3 separate regions of the Homo sapiens genome follow, and regions 2 and 3 are each linked to region 1. A link is an interaction called in ENCODE POLR2A ChIA-PET data of the cell type or tissue named here. Cell type or tissue: K562. All regions are shown on one strand. Links, peaks and the distances in the headings refer to the core of each region. The heading gives the core; the rest is flanking DNA.

What was found. ChIA-PET counts read pairs that join two places held together with the same protein. Peaks named below come from ENCODE experiments on the same cell type or tissue, not always from the same donor. Only the 100,000 strongest peaks of a DNase experiment are listed, where the experiment ranks them.
Region 2: POLR2A ChIA-PET joins it to region 1 with 6 read pairs; 8 of 35 experiments call an interaction of 5 or more read pairs at or near these places.
Region 3: POLR2A ChIA-PET joins it to region 1 with 5 read pairs; 13 of 35 experiments call an interaction of 5 or more read pairs at or near these places.

Annotation. Positions count from the first base shown.
Region 1 is chr22:20,098,820-20,104,773 of GRCh38, reverse strand. All of the region lies in intron 9 of DGCR8 (DGCR8 microprocessor complex subunit), which reads right to left. Among named protein-coding and RNA genes, the nearest start is that of MIR6816, 13 kb to the left of the region's middle. In K562, for the core only: a CTCF peak has its summit at 2,376 (motif pointing left); a DNase peak (open chromatin) is centred at 2,372.
Region 2 is chr22:19,971,655-19,977,608 of GRCh38, reverse strand. It overlaps ARVCF (ARVCF delta catenin family member), which reads left to right. Exons shown (of 20, transcript NM_001670.3): 9 at 23-194; 10 at 886-903; 11 at 1,852-1,923; 12 at 3,370-3,497; 13 at 3,816-3,966; 14 at 4,292-4,490; 15 at 4,573-4,684; 16 at 4,782-4,872; 17 at 5,198-5,251; 18 at 5,638-5,723. Among named protein-coding and RNA genes, the nearest start is that of MIR4761, 11 kb to the right of the region's middle. In K562, for the core only: no CTCF peak of the experiment used is centred there; DNase peaks (open chromatin) are centred at 2,068, 2,488, 2,988, 4,548 and 4 weaker places.
Region 3 is chr22:20,007,474-20,013,427 of GRCh38, reverse strand. It overlaps ARVCF (ARVCF delta catenin family member), which reads left to right. Exons shown (of 20, transcript NM_001670.3): 2 at 2,920-2,973. Among named protein-coding and RNA genes, the nearest start is that of ARVCF, 6.4 kb to the left of the region's middle. RefSeq lists an enhancer at 1,926-2,750. In K562, for the core only: no CTCF peak of the experiment used is centred there; DNase peaks (open chromatin) are centred at 1,527, 2,041, 2,797, 3,617 and 2 weaker places.

The DNA.
Region 1 (5,954 bases), core at 767-4,766:
AAGCGAAAAATCCTCGAGGTATGGCTTGGCTACTGTCTTCAAATAGGTCCCCAGAAGACACTGCTCCTCTCAAGTGCACAAATCAACATGGGTCTTTTTCCAGGGAAGGTCACTCACCAAGACATCAGGCCCTGGAACCTCAAGGGTTTGTCAACCAGCCAACCAATTAGCAACGTCCAGTGCTGTCGGCCCACAAGAACCCACATACCCCACGGCTTCGGGACTGGCCCTGGAGAAGCTGAGGCAGTGGCTGACACACACACAGCTAGAGAGCACGCTCAGAAGTTTCTGGCAAAAGACCGACGCCAGCCGGGCGCGGTGGCTCACGCCTGTAATCCCAGCACTTTGGGAGGCCGAGGCGGGTGGATCACGAGGTCAGGAGATCGAGACCATCCTGGCTAACAAGGTGAAACCCCGTCTCTACTAAAAATACAAAAAAAAATTAGCCGGGCGCGGTGGCAGGCGCCTGTAGTCCCAGCTACTCGGGAGGCTGAGGCAGGAGAATGGCGTGAACCCGGGAAGCAGAGCTTGCAGTGAGCCAAGATTGCGCCACTGCAGTCCGCAGTCCGGCCTGGGCGACAGAGCGAGACTCCGTCTCAAAAAAAAAAAAAAAAAAGACCGACACCAGGATGCCCTGCACCAAGCTGCCTGAGGCCACATGTGCTACTGAGGGTTAACCCGCCAGGGACAGGTGGAGGCTCCAGCTCATGAGAGCAGACAGATGGCAGAAGTGACCTGCAGACAAATCCCTGTTGCTTCTGACAAACAGCACAGGAGAAACCTAAGCAATCAGTGCCTGGCAGATGCCAAAGGACCGTGTGGGAGCACCACAGACGCCCGACACCTCTACATTCCACTATCTATATGAGATGGACCAATGCCTGGCAAGACACAAACTATCTCAGTAGCCTCAACAGCCCTACACCTGTTCAAGAAACTCAACAGTAGTTCAGAGTAGTCATAGTTATAGTTAGTAGTTCATACAGTAGTAGTTTAAAACTTTCCCATTAGGAAAACTCCAGGCCCAAATTTTAAGGAAGAAATGATACCAATCCTATATCTGTCCTGCCCTTCTGAAAAACTCAGGAGGAGGGCTACTTCCCACTTCGCTTGATGACACTACCCGTACCATGACCTTAACACCAAGAACACAGATGCAGCAGGGAACTAGCAAATTAAAGCCATTAACACATGAAAAGGAACATATACCATGCCCAAGTAGGACTTATCCCAGGAACACATTTTTAAAAAAACAACGTAATTAACTACATTAACAAATTAGAGAAGAAAACTGGATAAGGAATCTACAGAAAAACTACTAGAATAAATCAGTGCAAATAAAACAAATTCTAGCTCTGTAAGCTAGCAATAAACAATCAATTGGAACTAAGGTACTATTCATCACAGTGCCATACATAAAATATTTAACTATAAATCTAGTAGAATATACACAGGGCCTGTGTGATGAAAACTGCCGACCACCCATGAAAGATATCAAAGAAGACCTAAATAAATGAACAGATGAACTATGTTTATGATTTGGAAAATCCAATATTGTTAGGATGTCCATTCTCCCCAGATTGATCTACAGGATCAATTCCAATCAAAATGCAGGCAGATTTTTTTTTTTTTTTTAAGATGGGGTTTCGCTCTTGTTGCCCAGGCTGGAGTGCAATGGCACAATCTCGGCTCACTGCCACCTCACCTTCCGCCTCCTGGGTTCAAGCGATTCTCCTGCCTCAGCCTCCTGAGTAGCTGGGATTACATGTGCCCGCCACCACGCCCACCTAATTTTTGTATTTAAGTAGAGATGGGGTTTCACCATGTTGGCCAGGCAGGTCTCGAACTCCTAACCTCAGGTAATCCACCCACCTCGGCCTCCCAAAGTGCTGGGATTACAGGCGTGAGCCACTGCACCCAGCCCAGAATTTTTTATAGAAACTGACATATTGTTTCTAAAGTCTACATGGAACAGCAAAGGAGCTAGAATAGCCAAAACAATTTTTTGAGAAAGAATAACGAAGTTGGAGGACTCCCAGTATCAAGACTTCAAGTCATCAGGAAAGTGTGGCATCAGGAAAAGGACACACAGCTCGAAAGACAGTAGACAGCCCCAAAACAGACACACTTCCACGGTCACCTAGTGACTGAGAAAGGTGTGAGGGCAATGCTAACATAAGCGTGCACCTGCCACACAGCCCAGCAACCCCATCCCAAGGGTTTACCTGAAGGAAACGAATCCGCCCATCACACACAGACCTGGACGACCTTACAGCAGCCTTACTGCCCATCACCAAAACCCAGAAACCTGTCAGTGTCCCTCAAGGAAGAATGGAGAGACGCACTGAGGGGCACAGCCACCTGGTGGCCAGCACTCAGGAGTACAAATGACCACACGACGGATGCGTCACACCACACCAAGCCAGAGGCCAGGTTCAAAGGCTACGTACCAGGTGACTCCACTAAGAGGACATTCAGGATCTGGCAAAACTACAGGGGCAGTTCAGTGCCCACCAGAGGATACAGGTGGGAGAGTTTGACCAACAAAGAAGAATGTTGGAATGTACAGAAATGTTCTGCATCTTGATTGCAGTGTTGGTTACATGACTGTGTATTTGTCAAAACTCACAGTACTGTACCAAAAAGTGAATTTAACTCTATGTAAATTTTAAAATAAGATGAAAAAAAAAAAAGAAAACACTTGGTCACTAATACCTAAATTTAATAGCCATGAACCACCAACCCACAGCTAGCAACAAAATACCAAGAGATCACCACAAGCTTTGTGAAAAGGAAATGATGCCAGTTGTTCCTTTTTTCCCTTTTTAATCAAGTAGCATACACGCGTGGCCACCACACCTCACAGGCATCAACCCGCCCCTCCTGACATGTCAACCCCACCTCCGGAGTCCACACAAGGAGGGGATACTACCCCACGCCCCAGGCTGTCCAGGGGACAGTCCAAGGACAGGTGTTGGCACCTCTGCACAGGCAGCTGGGAGGAGCAGGGGGCGGGGACACAACCTGAGAGCCTCGCTAGGGAGGACCAGCAAATAGAAACTTCCCAGGAACAGGAGATGGCCACCCCTGTCTAAACACCCCCACCACCCTACAACGGAGGGAAAAGCTACTTTCCCCTCTGACAGATTTTTAAATGGGGACATCACAGATGACATATATACATTTTTTTTTTTTTGAGACATATTCTCGCTCCGTCGCCCAGGCTGGAGTGCAGTGGCGCAATCTCAGCTCGCTGCAAGCTCCGCCTCCTGGGTTCACGCCATTCTCCTGCCTCAGCCTCCCGAGTAGCTGGGACTGCAGGCGCCCACCACCATGCCCGGCTAATTTTTTGTATGTTTTTAGTAGAGACGGGGTTTCACCGTGTTAGCCAGGATGGTCTCGATGTCCTTACCTCGTAATCTGCCCGCCTCGGCCTCCCAAAGTGCTGGGATTACAGGCGTGAGCCACCGCGCCCAGCCCACAGATGACATATATACAAATAAGAGGGTCAAAGAGCTTCTCAGGAGGGGCACATACAAAAGGCACCCTAAACCAAGGCATGGCATCATAAAAACACACGGTCTTCTCTCAGGTTCCCAGAACAGAGTTCTTAAAACCCTGAGGATTTCCTGAGTGCTAGGTTTGTCTTTTGTGATTCAAAACGACCCCACCACAGAGCTTATGCTGAGGAGGTGGCCAGGGTGGGCTCCCCGGAGAAATCAAATGTGTCAGTAGAGGGGAGGAACTTTCAGCCCTTCATGAAAAATAAGTTTCATAAGTAAAATTTTTCCTGAGTTCCTGAGTCCTAGCAAATTTCCAAGCACGAGGAGGGGTCCTGTGCCGGGTGGCAGGGGCCCCCATTTGCGGCTGGCACAGGAAGTGGGGGCAGTCCCACGAAACTGAGCTCCTTACCTGGGGAGATATGACGCTAGCTCCAGACAGGCTGCAGTGTGGGAGGATCGGAGTAGGGGTGTGGAAAAAGCCCCAGGCAGGGGAGTCTACAGCGGAAGCCACCACATGCCCCACCCCCATGTCCTTCTCCACCTGGGGAAACCTCTTCTTTCTCAGACTACTTTGCAATGTGGTTTCTGCAAAGCCTCTCCACTTCACAGAAGAACCCCAGAGTGGAGGCTGAGAACCTGACTCCCCGCTGGGCCCTCTCCTGGCACCAGAAACCACAGTGGTTCATGGACATTTCCACCACCCCATAGCAAAGAACAGGCAGGGCTTTTACTCAGACAGGAAGGCAGCGTGAGACCTACACAACTCAGGCACCATCGTCTGCAGCAACCCATACTAAGAGTTTTGGTGGGCCAGGGTCTACGCAAGCACTTCCCCAGAGGGCCTTGGAAGCCTCCCTGGGAGCCATATTTCCCACGGTTGGGTCACTCAGAAATAAAATCAAATGTGGCCAGGTGCAGTGGCTCACGCCTATAATCCCAGCACTTTGGGAGGCCAAGACGGACGGATCACGAGGTCAAGAGATAGAGACCATCCTGGCCAACACGGTGAAACCCCATCTCTACTAAAAATACAAAAATTAGCCGGGCGTGGTGGCGTGCACCTGTAGTCCCAACTACTCAGGAGGCTGAGGCAGAAGAATCGCTTGAACCCAGGAGGCGGAGGTTGCAGTAAGCAGAGATCGAACCACTGCACTCCAGCCTGGCAACAGAGCGAGACTCCATCTCAAAAAAAAAGGGACAAATGTGACTCTTCCTGGAACAGCTAGTACTTGGAGACTGTGCTTGATCCACATGTGGTCTGCAATCTGTCTGTAGCCTGTCCACGATGAAGCAGTTACATAAAGCACAGAAAACATGTAGAAACTTGAGAGCAAGAGACTAGGTGTGGTGGCTCACGCCTGTAATCCCATCATCCTGGGAGGCTGAGGCAGGAGGACTGCTTGAAGCCAGGAGTTCAAGAAACTTAAGAGCAAGTTAGTACTACCATAGACACTTAACCATATTTTATAACAGCACCAGTCCACAAAGATGAGAAAACTTTACAAAACCCATCCTAAAGTAGTTCTGGAATGGCCGAATAAGGACCTCCAAAATCTGCTCTCCTCCATTAAAGCAACAAGAACACTAGCAAAAATGGTCAGAATTAATTCTTTCAGAACCCTGGAAACTAAAGAAAGGCTTTCAACAATCTGAGGAGTGTTGATTCAAGAAAGACAACGAGTCTTGCTAAGAACAAGGAGTTGCTGGCATCTTAACTCGCCCCATTCCCAGCCCTTCTCCCCAGCTCAGTGGTAGCCACTCAATGGAGAACGGGTCCTCAAGGCCCCAGGCCCAGAGAACTGTCACTGTTGGGTTTACCTGGCCACCCTCTGGAAAAGCCTCATGGCAGGATTTGTCTTTATTTGATCTCACTCAGTGAAAACAGCCCAGTTCCTGAGGGCTTTTGTCAAAAGGAACCAGTGGCAACTGTTTCACCCTGCAGCTGCCAGAGGCTGGGGCACTAGTTGGGCAAACAAGAGGCTGGCCAAGAACCCAAGAAGGAAAAGCTGGAGATGTCCATGGGGCTCTGAAAGGCTCTAGCGTATGTCTGGAGATGACTGCGCACAGGCCCAGGAAAACCTCCCAGCTGACTGACCTGGAGACTCTGTGCAGGTGGCACACAAAGGCTAAGACAGTTGGCAGCCACCGGAGCACACCAGGTGAGCCCCACAGACCCACAGCTCTCATCACAGGCCGGGAGACTTACTGGCTCAGGGAATTTACGAAAATCCCTGTCCAAGCATCAGGAGACCACTCAGCTAAAGGGCCCGTGTATTCAGTGGCCACAAATCATAAAGAATACACACTTCACAGAATCAATCTAGGAAAGTCACTATTATGAGGTAAACTGTCACCCCCAAATTTACATGTTGAAGTCCCTCAGAATGCAACAGTATTTGGAGACAAGGTCTTTACAGAGGTCATCACATTACAATGAGGTCATTAGGGTAG
Region 2 (5,954 bases), core at 792-4,791, 130 kb after region 1:
ACCCACTCACCTCTCCCTGCAGTCGGTGGAGAACTGCGTGTGCATCATGCGGAACCTGTCCTACCACGTGCACAAGGAGGTGCCCGGGGCCGACAGGTACCAGGAGGCCGAGCCCGGGCCCCTGGGCAGTGCTGTAGGCTCCCAGCGCCGGAGGCGGGATGATGCCAGCTGCTTTGGAGGCAAGAAGGCCAAAGGTGGGTGGGGCGGACTGGGGTATCATCTCTACCATCTCAACTCCTGCCCCAGCGGAAGGCTCTCTGTACACCCACAGCAGCCCATCATGGAGGCTAGAGGACACCTGGTCAGCCCCCAACAGGCAGGCAGGGAAGCCAGGAGTCAAGGAGGCTGGACTGCCCTGGGTCACATGGTTGATGGGACCCAGGTCCAACCTTCCCCATCTACACTGTGGGACCCCCAGGGAGTACACAAGGGAAACCAACCAATGCCCAGACCCAGTCTTTCTACTCCGGGGAGAGTTCCACTTGCCCATGAGTTGGGAAGGAGCCATGGCTGCTGCCTGCTCACTGTTCACAGAATAGCTGTAGACTGCCACCAACCTGTGGGGCAGCCCCCCATCTGCCTGGGCAAGATGCCCTGCACACCTTCTCTACTGCACTAGCAGGGTGTAGGTTCCCAGGACCTCCCCAGCAGCTGTGGGGGACCTGTACGCCACCTGCCCCTGCCCCACTGACCCCAGGCCTCCCTCTTCTTGTACCCCTGGTGGGTGCTCAGTGCCCAGAAGTGATGGGATGAGGTTCCACATGCTGCCTGCTTGATCCAGGGTGTGCAGTGGGAACCTGAGGCTTCCGGGAGGGCATGGGGGGGTGATGAGTGCTGCCTGTTCAGGCTCCTCTCCTCTCTCCTCTGCTTCCTCCGGCCTCCCAGAGGAGTGGTTCCACCAAGGTGAGTCCCTTTTTATCCTGCTCTCCAGGCCTGGCGTGTGCAGTGGGTACCTGGGAAGAGGCGAGCACGTTCCAGCCCCAGGGCCCTGCCCCACCCCTGGCTTCATCACTCGGGCTGCCATCTTTATGACAGTGGCAGGTGGGAAGGCCACGGGGCTCATTCTGTAACCTCAGACTTGCCTACCTGGGCAGAGTTGGGCAGAGCCAAGAGTGGGCAGGGCCCGGGGGTACTTATCTCTAGGGGCACCAAGGAGCAGTCTGTTTCTCTGATAGAATGGGGCATCATGTGGCTCGGAGGGATACAAGGGTCCCATGAGGGTGAGCAGGGCAGGGACCCCAGGTCATCTGGCTCCACTCTGCTGCCTTCTGAAGGGGTAGAAGCATCATCTGACATGGGGAGAGTGGTTGACAGTGGGCTCACTGTCACAGACGTGTGCAAGCCAGGGCTACACAAATGTTAGGTGGGCTGCTGTGGGGTTTCTCCTGGCTAGTAGATCCTGGGACAATGTCCTGACCCCAGCTGGGGGAGTTTCCCCCTAGTTCTGCCTTACTGTGTGACCCAAGTGAGTCTTGTCCTGGTCAGCCTTCAGTTTCTTGGCTTGTATCCACCTACCATCCAGCCAGGGCTCCTGGCTTCCCTCAGTCTACATACCTGGCAGTTGCAAGGGAGCCACCGGGAGGGTCTGTGGTACAGCTCCCAGCACCTGGTGGGAGATGAGTCCTAGGGGCAGGGCTGGGACATCCCCAGGCCCCACTGCCACCAACTCCTACCCCTAGGCTAAACTGTCTGCCCAAACTCTGACAACGGTGCTCCACTCCCACAGGTGCCCAGGCCTGGACATGGGGGTGCCTTTTGGGGCCTGGGTAGGAGAGAACTGTGCCCAACTCTCCTGATACACCCATTCCCCATATGGGGTCTGCCTCACCTCCCACCACCTTTCCCTTCCAGGAAAGAAGGATGGTGAGATGGACCGGAACTTTGACACGCTAGACCTGCCCAAGCGAACTGAGGCCGCCAAAGGTGAGTGGGCTGAGATGAAGCCAGCTCCACTGGGGGATGTCTGGGCTCAGGATTGCCCTGGTAGTGAAGCTTTGAGCCATCAAGCAGGCCTGGAGGGCCTCAGGGAACAGATGGGGAAACAGGCCCCTAGGTGCAGGATTTCCTGGAGGGTGATTCAGCACCAGGACACCTGCTGAGGGTTTAGAATGGGAGGAAGTGCCATGGGTCATGTCAGGCAAGGTTGGGGGAGACAGGCACAGAGAGGCCGAGGGCTTGCTCGGCCTCACGGTGCGTAAGAGGTGGGAAGGTTTGGAGGGACGCCTCCAGTGGAGGCAGGGCCTCCTGTGTTAGCCACAAAGCTGAGTTATCTGAGGGGGCTGGGAGCCAGGCGGGCATGCTCACATCCAGGTTCAGAGGCTGGGCCAGACGAACACCTGCAGGGACAGGGCAGTGCCTATTGGGCTGTATGCTGGGATCTGGCTTGAGAGAGAGGTCTGTCCTGGTGGGGCCTAGCCAGTTGGAAGAGCCTGCATGTCACCAGGGTGGAGGGCTCCAGCCGCAGGAGGGCTGTGGGGGAGTATTACAGGCAGAGCAGGGCTGATGCAGATACCCCAGCGGGGAGTGTGCTTGGAGTGTGTTGGAGCAGAAAGCCCAGCAGGGCAGGAGTAGAGGGAGCATGGGGCATGAGGACTGGCGAGGGTGTGATGAAATGTCACTGGGTGGGTACAGGGGAGATCGAGGTAGTACCCAAGCCAGGCTGAAGCCCCAGTTTGGAGACAGGCAAGCTTGGAAGGCTGTTTTGACCCCTCATTTCTGGAGCACTGGGCAGAGCAGCAGGACGGCGCCTCAGTTGCCCGGGAACTTGGAGTGGTTGCCAGGAAGAGTGCCTCCTGTTGCTAGGGCAGCTGCCCTGGTTGCACTGCATCAGTTGACTTACAGAGGGTGGGCTCTATTGTCAGTGGGGGAGGGTGGGCCCTGTTGCTAGGGGGCGTAGCTCTCTGCACAGCTTCAGTTACTGGTGAAAGCAGGTCCTCTTGCTAGGGGTGTGGCCTTGGTTATACAACTCTCAGTTACTGGCCAATGCTGGTCTTGTTGCCAGGGAGGGTGGGCCCTATTACCAGGGGCGTGGCCAGGATGCATAGCTTCAGGGACCTACCGGGAAATGCGGGTCTTGTTGCTAGGAGAGCGTTCCTGGTTGACACCTCCCTCCCCACCCCAGGCCTCCTGGATGCTCCTGCTGCCAGGCAGGTCCAACTGATTTGAGCCTCAGTTTGTTCCTCTGTGAAATGGGAACGCTTTTCCCCTTGGGTGACTATATGTTGATAGTAAATATTACGTGACTCATCCACACCCATCCCTGGCCCCAGCTCACCCACGCCCTGGGAGCTCTGAAGCGGGAAGCGGGAGGGGTATGATGGATGAGAGCAGATTCTGGGTGACCGTGGGTGGCGGTTGCCCTGCACCTAGGCTTTGAGCTGCTGTACCAGCCCGAGGTGGTACGTCTCTACCTCTCCCTCCTCACGGAGAGCCGGAACTTCAACACCCTGGAGGCTGCCGCCGGCGCTCTGCAGAACCTCAGTGCCGGCAACTGGATGGTGAGGGACCAGGTCGGGCAGGGTGGGCAAGTCCTGAGAGAGGGAATCCCAGGCACCTCACTGGTGCAGCTCCTGCCTCGGCTGGCGGGGAAAGGAGGGGCCACACCACCACCCCAGGATCCAAGAGGTGTATGGGCTGCGGGCAATGCGTGCACCCTGGACGGTGGGAAAACCTCGGTGGAGGTGCCGTTGAGCTTTTGGGGTAGGGCTTTGTCGGGCACGGGAGCAGGAAGGTCCAGCTGGAGAGAGCGGTCAGCGTCTGGAGGTGGGAGAGTGCCTGGCATGTATGTCTGAGCAACCCTCTCCCCGCCTCCGCAGTGGGCCACGTACATCCGCGCCACAGTGCGCAAAGAGCGCGGGCTGCCGGTGCTTGTGGAACTGCTGCAGTCTGAGACCGACAAGGTGGTGCGCGCCGTCGCCATCGCTCTGCGCAACCTCTCGCTGGACCGGCGCAACAAAGACCTCATCGGTGAGGACGCCTGCAAAGCCCACGCCTGGGCACCGAACTGTGCCTGCAGCTTTGGGGTCCCATCGGAGGGGCTTGGAGGATGAGTGGTTTGGGAGTCCAGGCCCCGGCCCTCTCGCTTGGGCGCTGTCCCAACTGGAGGTAGCTCCAGTCCCCCCGGCCCTGTCTCTGAAGCTCAGCGCCCTGCTCACAGGGGCTCCTGTGACCGCCTGCACACAGGCGGTCTCCAGGGGCTCTCCTGGCAGTGCCCCTCGCCCTCGCGGGATCCCTGCTCCTTCCTGGAGAGGTGGGGCAGAGGTGTGTTCTGACACCTAGTCCTGCCCCTCAGGGAGCTACGCCATGGCTGAGCTTGTGCGGAATGTGCGCAATGCACAGGCTCCGCCGCGACCGGGGGCCTGCCTGGAGGAAGACACCGTGGTGGCGGTGCTCAACACCATCCACGAAATCGTGTCCGACAGCCTGGATAACGCGCGCTCGCTCCTGCAGGCACGCGGGGTGCCAGCGTTGGTGGCTCTCGTGGCCTCCAGGTGTGGAGGGGCGGGGTCGGTGGCTTGGGGAGCCGCGGAGGTGGGGGAGGGGCCACCACTGACCCCGCCCCCGGCCCCACAGCCAATCGGTACGCGAAGCGAAGGCGGCGTCACACGTGCTGCAGACAGTGTGGAGCTACAAGGAGCTGCGTGGTACCTTGCAGAAAGATGGTTGGACCAAGGCGCGCTTCCAGGTGCGGCTTCCCTGGCCTTCCTTCCATTCCCTGCTCACTTTGCCTTATTCCCACTCCATGTGCTTCACCCACCCTGTGTCTGTGTTTTATGTCTCAGTCAGCTGCTGCTACTGCCAAGGGGCCTAAGGGAGCACTGAGTCCTGGGGGCTTCGATGACAGCACGCTGCCACTGGTGGACAAGAGCCTTGGTGAGTGGTGGAGCTTAGGGAGCCTAGAGGGTGGCGACCCCAGCTGCCCCAGTTGCCTGACCCTTGGGTGAAGGTGAAGGAGGAGTCAGGCCTCCCACTGAGACGGCTTCCATAGGCCACTTTCCCTGCCCTCTGCCTCTTGGCTACTCCCTTCCCACAGCATCCGCGCTGTTGTCAAGCTGGGGTGAGGCTGCCAGCTGGCAGAGGTTGGGCACCTTAGTGACAGAGAGCCTCTAGGGCTACCTGGGCCAGCCCTGTGTGGGCTTCTCTGCCCCGATCCCCCCTGGCTGCCACATGCAGCCCGTCTCCTCCTCCTGCCTTGCAGAGGGCGAGAAAACTGGCAGCCGGGATGTGATCCCCATGGATGCGCTGGGCCCAGGTGAGTGCAGATGCAGTGTGGTTGGTTTTCTGTGCCGGGAGGGGACCAAGGCCTGAAGTGGGCCTGCTGGTTTTATGGGGTGTAGATGGTGCTGGGTGGAGGAGAGATATTTGGTTTAGGGGTGCTTAGAGGGTGAGGTACAGGGCAGCTAGAGAGGGATTAGTGCTCAGCCAGGGGCTCTGACCCACAAGTGGAGGGGAGTCTGGAGAGTTGGCAGGGTGTTGGTGAGAGCTGGCACCAGCCTGGATCTCCAGGACAGGGTGGGTGGGGGCTGTCTCCCAAAGCCCCTGTCCCACGAGTCCCCTGTGTCTGGGCTGAGAGGGAGATCTGCTCCTACAGGGCCTCCCTCAGAGCGCCCCTCATGCCCCACCTTACCCCATCTACAGACGGATACTCCACGGTGGACCGGAGGGAGCGGAGGCCACGGGGCGCCAGCTCTGCAGGAGAGGCCTCTGAGAAGGAACCCTTGAAAGTAAGTGGTCATGTGGCTGTGGGCAGGTCCCCGGTGAGGCCCCGTGTCTAGGGGTTGCTGGAGAGCAGCCTAGGCCATGCTGGGTCTGGTCTGGGCCCTGGGGTACAGCTGGGTTGTGGGGCCAAGCCCAGGAAGCAGCCCCTTCACGCCAGTCAGTCTGTGGGTACTGACAAGTTTGCAGCTCCCACCCACTGGGGACAACACTGCCCGGCCACACCCTGCATGGGCCAG
Region 3 (5,954 bases), core at 7-4,006, 91 kb after region 1:
AACATGCTTGGTGCAGGCAGAAGGAAGCCTGAAGGCCAGCTGGTGGGTGACCACACACAGGCTCAGCAGGGACAGTGAAGGACTAGCCCTGTGCCTGCGTAGCCCCAAAAGTGCAGTGTCCTTCAAGTGTGTGCCCAGGGGCCTCCCAAGCCTTCCCAGGTGTGGTCTGTGCCTCAATGTCCACAGCAGAAGTGGGCGTGTTCTCACTATGTGCCCAGGGTGGCAGCAGGCCTAGGAGAACACTCGGTTTTGCTGTAGTGGACAGCATTGTCATTGAGCAGCATGGACCTTCCCTGTCCACTGGCCACGGGGCACTCCATTCACCTGCCTGCATTGGCTGTTGCCAGGGCATGTTCTCAGCTACCTACAGTCAGTGTCACCTCGCGCTCATAGAGCAGGAAGCGAGGAGACTTGGGGAGGGGGTGGCCTGCTGAGGCCACACTGCAGGGAGTGCAGAGCGAGCTCACCTGGGCCCCTCATTGCCTACCCAGCCCAGGCTGCATCCTCCATCCCAGTTCTGGGCCCAGTGTGTACCCATGGGAGCTGCCCTGTGCCGTCAGCTATCCAAAGGACTGTAGCTTGCCAATCTGGCTGTGTGGCCTGGGCCAGGCTTATGCCCCAGTGTGAGACCTCTCAGCCCTCTGGTTGGACCATGGATACCGTGCCAGAACCACAGGGCTTACTAGGGCATCAGTGGGGTGTAGCCAGGGGCTGACAGAGCCCCATGGCCAGCCATCGGGTCTGGACAGTTTGGTGGGGAGACCCAGTGTGGGGGTCCCATGGCATGGGTAGGCCCAGGCCATCCTCACTGGGAAAAGGGCCCAATAAAGGGCGTGGTCATTCCCCCGCTTTGAGGCGGCTGGTACTGGGTCCTTGGCCAGGCAGGTGACCCCAGAGCTTGCAGAGCACTCAGGGGGGCTCCCCAAGGTGAGCACCTCCCCACCTTCCCATATGATCCTATCACTAGTTCTGCCTTCACATCACTGTCCTGTCTGTCGTCCCTCTGTCCGTCCACTGCCCAGAGCTCCCTTAGGTTGTCCACAGATGCTCTGCTCTGCCCCTGCCTGTACGATGCTGATGTGCCTAGTGCACCCTTAGGAAGGATACCCACAGCTCTGGCTGCTCCTACCACTCAGCCTCCTGTGGTGCTGCTATCCTCTGCTCCCACCCATCTCCTGGGGGAAGCCCTCTCCAATGCCTCACTTGGACCCCTTCCCAGGGTCTGCTATTGGCTCTACCATATGGTTGCAGGTTCTTGGCCTGGCTGGACCCCATGAGGTAGGAGGCCCATGAGGAAGGACCCATGTTCTCCTTTGGTCACACTTCCCCAACTGGGTGGGGGGGGGGGACTTTGGGAGGCCTGGAGGCAGGAAGACCTGAGTTAAATCCTGGCCCAGCCCTTGTCTGGCTGGGACCCAGTTTCTCCATGTGTAAAATGGGGTATATAGCCAACCTGAGACACCTGGTAGAGTCAGTGAGATGACGGCTCACAGCCAGTGTGTCTCGGTTCTGTGGCACATGGTGACTCCGGGGGAGAGGCTGGTGCTTATCAGGGATAAAAAAAAAAAGTCACATGGTTCTCTGTGGTACAAAACCTATGTGAACACTTAAGCTAAAACCAGAGGTTTCCTAGAAATGTCACACTCAGAGCAAAAGCTGGTTCCTAAGCCTCAGACCTTGGAGTAGGAGCAGCATCTCCTCTTCCTCGGGGCGCAGTGCTGGTGGATGGGCTCCCAACCGGGCCTGCCCATCTCAGGTGCACACACACACTCATATTCACATGCACGCACATGCATATGCACATGTGCCTGGCTTGGTCCCCAGTTCTTCCCTGCCTCAGGCCCTGCATCCCACCCCCCATGATCCCACCCTGAGGCGTAGCCAGTCGCCCACCCTCACTTGGACCCCTTCCCATGATGAAGAGGCTGTCGTGAGACGGGGAAACACACCGTTGGGGCACCAGAATGGACCATGACCACAAAGGACTATTGGGCGGGGCCTCAGAACAATCTAGAAAACACCGTAGAGGCGGGGGAGAGAGCTCTCATTACCGATGTCCCCCAGAGACAGCCTCCCATCCGAGGCCCAGCCCTTCCCTGTCTGTCTGCAGTGTCCTGTTTTTCATTTTTATGACATGAACACTCTGGCAATATCCCCGGGCCTAGATATAAGGAGAGGGAATGTGTCCCCGGGGCCATTAGCTGAGACAGGAAGCCGCAGGGTCCTCCCCTGAGGAAGGCTGAAAGCTGTGTGAGTACAGGCACCCCCTTGTCTCCTGCTCCAGCCCATAAGCCTCAGCTCCCCAGGCTTGAGTGCCAGGTCCCCCATCCCAGACAAATGGTTATTCACACCTGGCCACAGCTCCAGGGCCAGGAACCTGCCTGCTTCCCCGCCCTCCCTGTACTGGAGACTGTTGGGGGCAGCTGCCTGCCTGGGAGGGCCCAGGATCTATGTTGGCCTCAGGGAACCTCAGGAGAGGCACGTGGCCTCGCCCACAAGGCGGGAGCGGACTCTAGGGAGGTGGAGCAGATGTCTTATGGGGCTGTGAGCACCTGCGTGGGGCAACAGGACCCTGAGCCTGGCTACCCTGGGGTGGGAATACTGCTGTGCTGTGTGTGATGGGGAAGACGTCATTATCAGTCCACATCTCTGAAGGATCACGTTTCTGAAGGATGGTCAACAGCATTAGACATGCTGACAAGGAACCGTGGCAGCCCAGTGTCACCTACAGTCCTGGACATGTGGGGGCAAGAAGGTACACATGAGTGTGTGGTTATGAGTCAGGAGCACCACGGGATGACCTTCAGATCAGGCATGACAAGGTCCTGCTTAGAGGACGGTCTGGGCTTGTGTACCTTTATCCGGCAGGGACCTACCCAGCTGGATTGACCTCACTCATGCCCTCTGGTTTCCCTGCAGGAGCCAGAGCCTGCAGGGTGGGTGTCGGGACATGCTGATCTTCCCTCAAGACAGGTGAGTGGCCTGGGTTTAGCTTGGGGACATCCTCTCCCACATAGGACAGCAGAGTGTTCTGGTGGGCCTGGCGGGTGGGGGTGACAGGGATGGACTGGCCCTGGACACTGTGTGCTCCTGGTCCTTCTCACCCTGGGTAGGCACAGCCCCTGGGCTGGACAGGGTGGATGTGAGGGCCTCCTGCCACCAGCTTGGGTTTGTTACTGGCCTGAATATGGGCAGCAGCCACTGGTTTGATGTCTGGCTTTAGGGACAAGCCTGTTTGGGGCTGGCTGACGAGGTTGCTGGTCAGTGTTGGTTTGGACATTCACTGGGTCTGCTCTTCACCTGCCTGAGCTAGGATGCCAGCCGCAGTGGCATCCAGTATTGGCACAGCCTGCTGGGCCAGGCCATTCGCTTGCCCCCCAGAGACTGGAGCCACAGGGACAGAGGATAGTCCTGGAGGCCAGGCACACAAAACTTTGTTTGAAAAGGTCTGATAGTAAGTAATTCAATTTTGCAGGCCTTATGGTCTCTGTCACAGCTGCAGTTCTCTGCCATTGTAGGATGAAAATGGCTGCAGACAGCCCATAACTGAATAGTCTGAATGTACTCTGATCACAGCCGTAGGCCATGTGTACTGGCCCGTGGCCTCAGGTGTTATCTGTGTTTGGGGTTCCTCTGCTTATCATGGCTGCTAGCTCCAGTGGGACTGAGGCATAGCGCCTGGGAAGCATGGCAGGGTTGGAGGCTGAGTGGTCCATGTCCCCCAGGACCCTCTGAAGGATGGTAAGGCATACCCTGCTCACATCCACGCTGCCAGAGTTTTGCCACGATGGGTGCTGTTCAGCAGAGTGGGTGATGGCTTAAGAGAATGGCTCCTGGCCATTCTTGTTCCTCCAGTCCCCACCCTGGCCATCTGCCTGTCCCCCCAAAAAGCAGTCTCTGTGGGAGGCATGGCTGACAGCCCTGTGGTTTCTCAGTGACAATTAGTGCCCATTGTGGAGGCATGGCCCAGCCAGTGCTGTGCCTAAGTGGTAGGGAGAAGGCCATGGCCTCCGGATGCCTGAGTGACCTAGGCTGAGGGATCTAGGGCAGATGGGAGGGACAGGATGACTGACTCCTTGCCTGTTCCCAAGTCCTTGGGCATGGAAAGCTGCCGGCCGGGCCAGCCTAGTGGGAGCTGGGTCTGCTGCCGCCTGGCTGTGTGGGAGGACCAGCGTCTGGCCGAGAATGTCACTGCTCAGGCCATTTGGCCATGCAGGGTCTTCTGGGTTGGGACAAAGAAGCTCAGGCAGGGTACTTGGCTTGCTTGTGGCACAGGTGACAGGGCATCTCAGGGTGGCAGGAGGGGCTGTCCCACTGCCCTTAACTCCTCGTAGGTCACCACACTTCAGGGAGGCCAGGTCAGCCAGACACCAAACGACAGCCCTGGTAACAGGGTCCGCAGGAGGGTGGTTGGCTGGGCAGGTCCGAGGCTGCCCAGGCACACTTGCTCACTCTCCCTCCTGTTGCTTGCTCCTTTCTTGTCCCTTCTTTTCCCTCCCCCCTCCAGTTCTTGGTCTTCTCTATGTTTCTCTGTGGCCCTCTCTGTGCCTCTTTCTCTGCCTTTCCCCATCTCCTATCCTGCCCATCTGGAATGTGGTGATTGCTTATTCCTGTCTGCTGTGGTGATTGGTTTTTCATGTCTGCCCTGGGCACTGGTGCGATGGGTGATGGCATTTGTGCCATCTCTGCTCTGGCTTGGGCAACCTGGGCTCTGGCTTGCGGCTGCCTGCTCTGCTGGGCCCTGGGGTGTGGTCCTGTCCACAGCGGGAGGCAGCTGGGGAGGGAGCCTCAGGGCTCAGCTGGGACAGGGGCTGATGTAAACACCCATGTGTCACCACACTCAGCACCCACTCACCCAGCCTCATGCTGGGTCCTGGGCATCACAGGCACATCAGGCCCAGCCCTGCCCCTGAGGAGCTCCCAGCCTGGTTGAGGAGATCCACAACACACAGAGGAACCAGTGGCCAACTGTGGGGTTACAAGATGGTGATGAGTAGCATGGCTCCCTTAGGAGGGGGAGCTGGGAGGGTGTGATGGGGTGGTGCGTGCTGAGACCAGGCCTGAGTGAGAAGGGCTGGCGGGGACACAGATGCCCTGCCGTTTCCCATAGCTGGCCAGCAGTGGTGTCCTCTCAGAGACCAGCACCAGCCTGGCCTCCTCCATCAGCCGCCGTGTGCCTGCAGGGGGTTGCGGCTTCGTCTCCTGCGGCCGCCTGGCCCCTATGACAGGCCTTCTCTTGGGTTTTGATGTGTTTCTCAGCCATTGTATGAGTCTTTGTATATTAAAGATATTAATTCTTCACTCCTCTTTCTGCCTACTGCACATTTTTCTCACCCTTTTAGTTTTTGTTTATGATCATTTTGATGTCAAAAATGTTTCATATTTTGTGGTGAAGTGTGTTGGATTTTTCCCCATTTTTAGATATTCCGTCTCTCTGTGTAGTCAACTCTCCCTAGCATGCAGCCAGATAAAGATGCACCTGTCTTTTCTTCTAGAAGGTATTTTTACTTTAGTTTTGTACACAGCATTTAATCTGTCTGTCTTAGTCCATTTTGGGCTGCTGTATCAGAATACCTGAGACTGGCTAATTCCTGAAAAACAAAGACTTATTTCTAACAATTTTGGAGATGGGGAAGTCCAGGATTGAGGGGCCACATCTGGCGAGGGCCTTCTTTGTCGCTACATCCCCCAGGAGGTGGCAGAAGGGCAGGAGCACACGTGAGAGAGCGCTGAAGGAGGCGGAACCCATCCTTTTATCAGTAACCTGCTCCCGAGATAACAAATCCACTCCCACTGTAACGGAATTAATCCATTCATGTAGCAGAGCCCTTGTGACCTAAACACCTCTTAGAGGTCCTACCTTCAACACTGTTGCGTTGGGAATTAAGTTTCCAACACGTGAACTTTGGGGGACACGTTCAGCCCATAGCACAAACTAGTATTTATTCTGATGT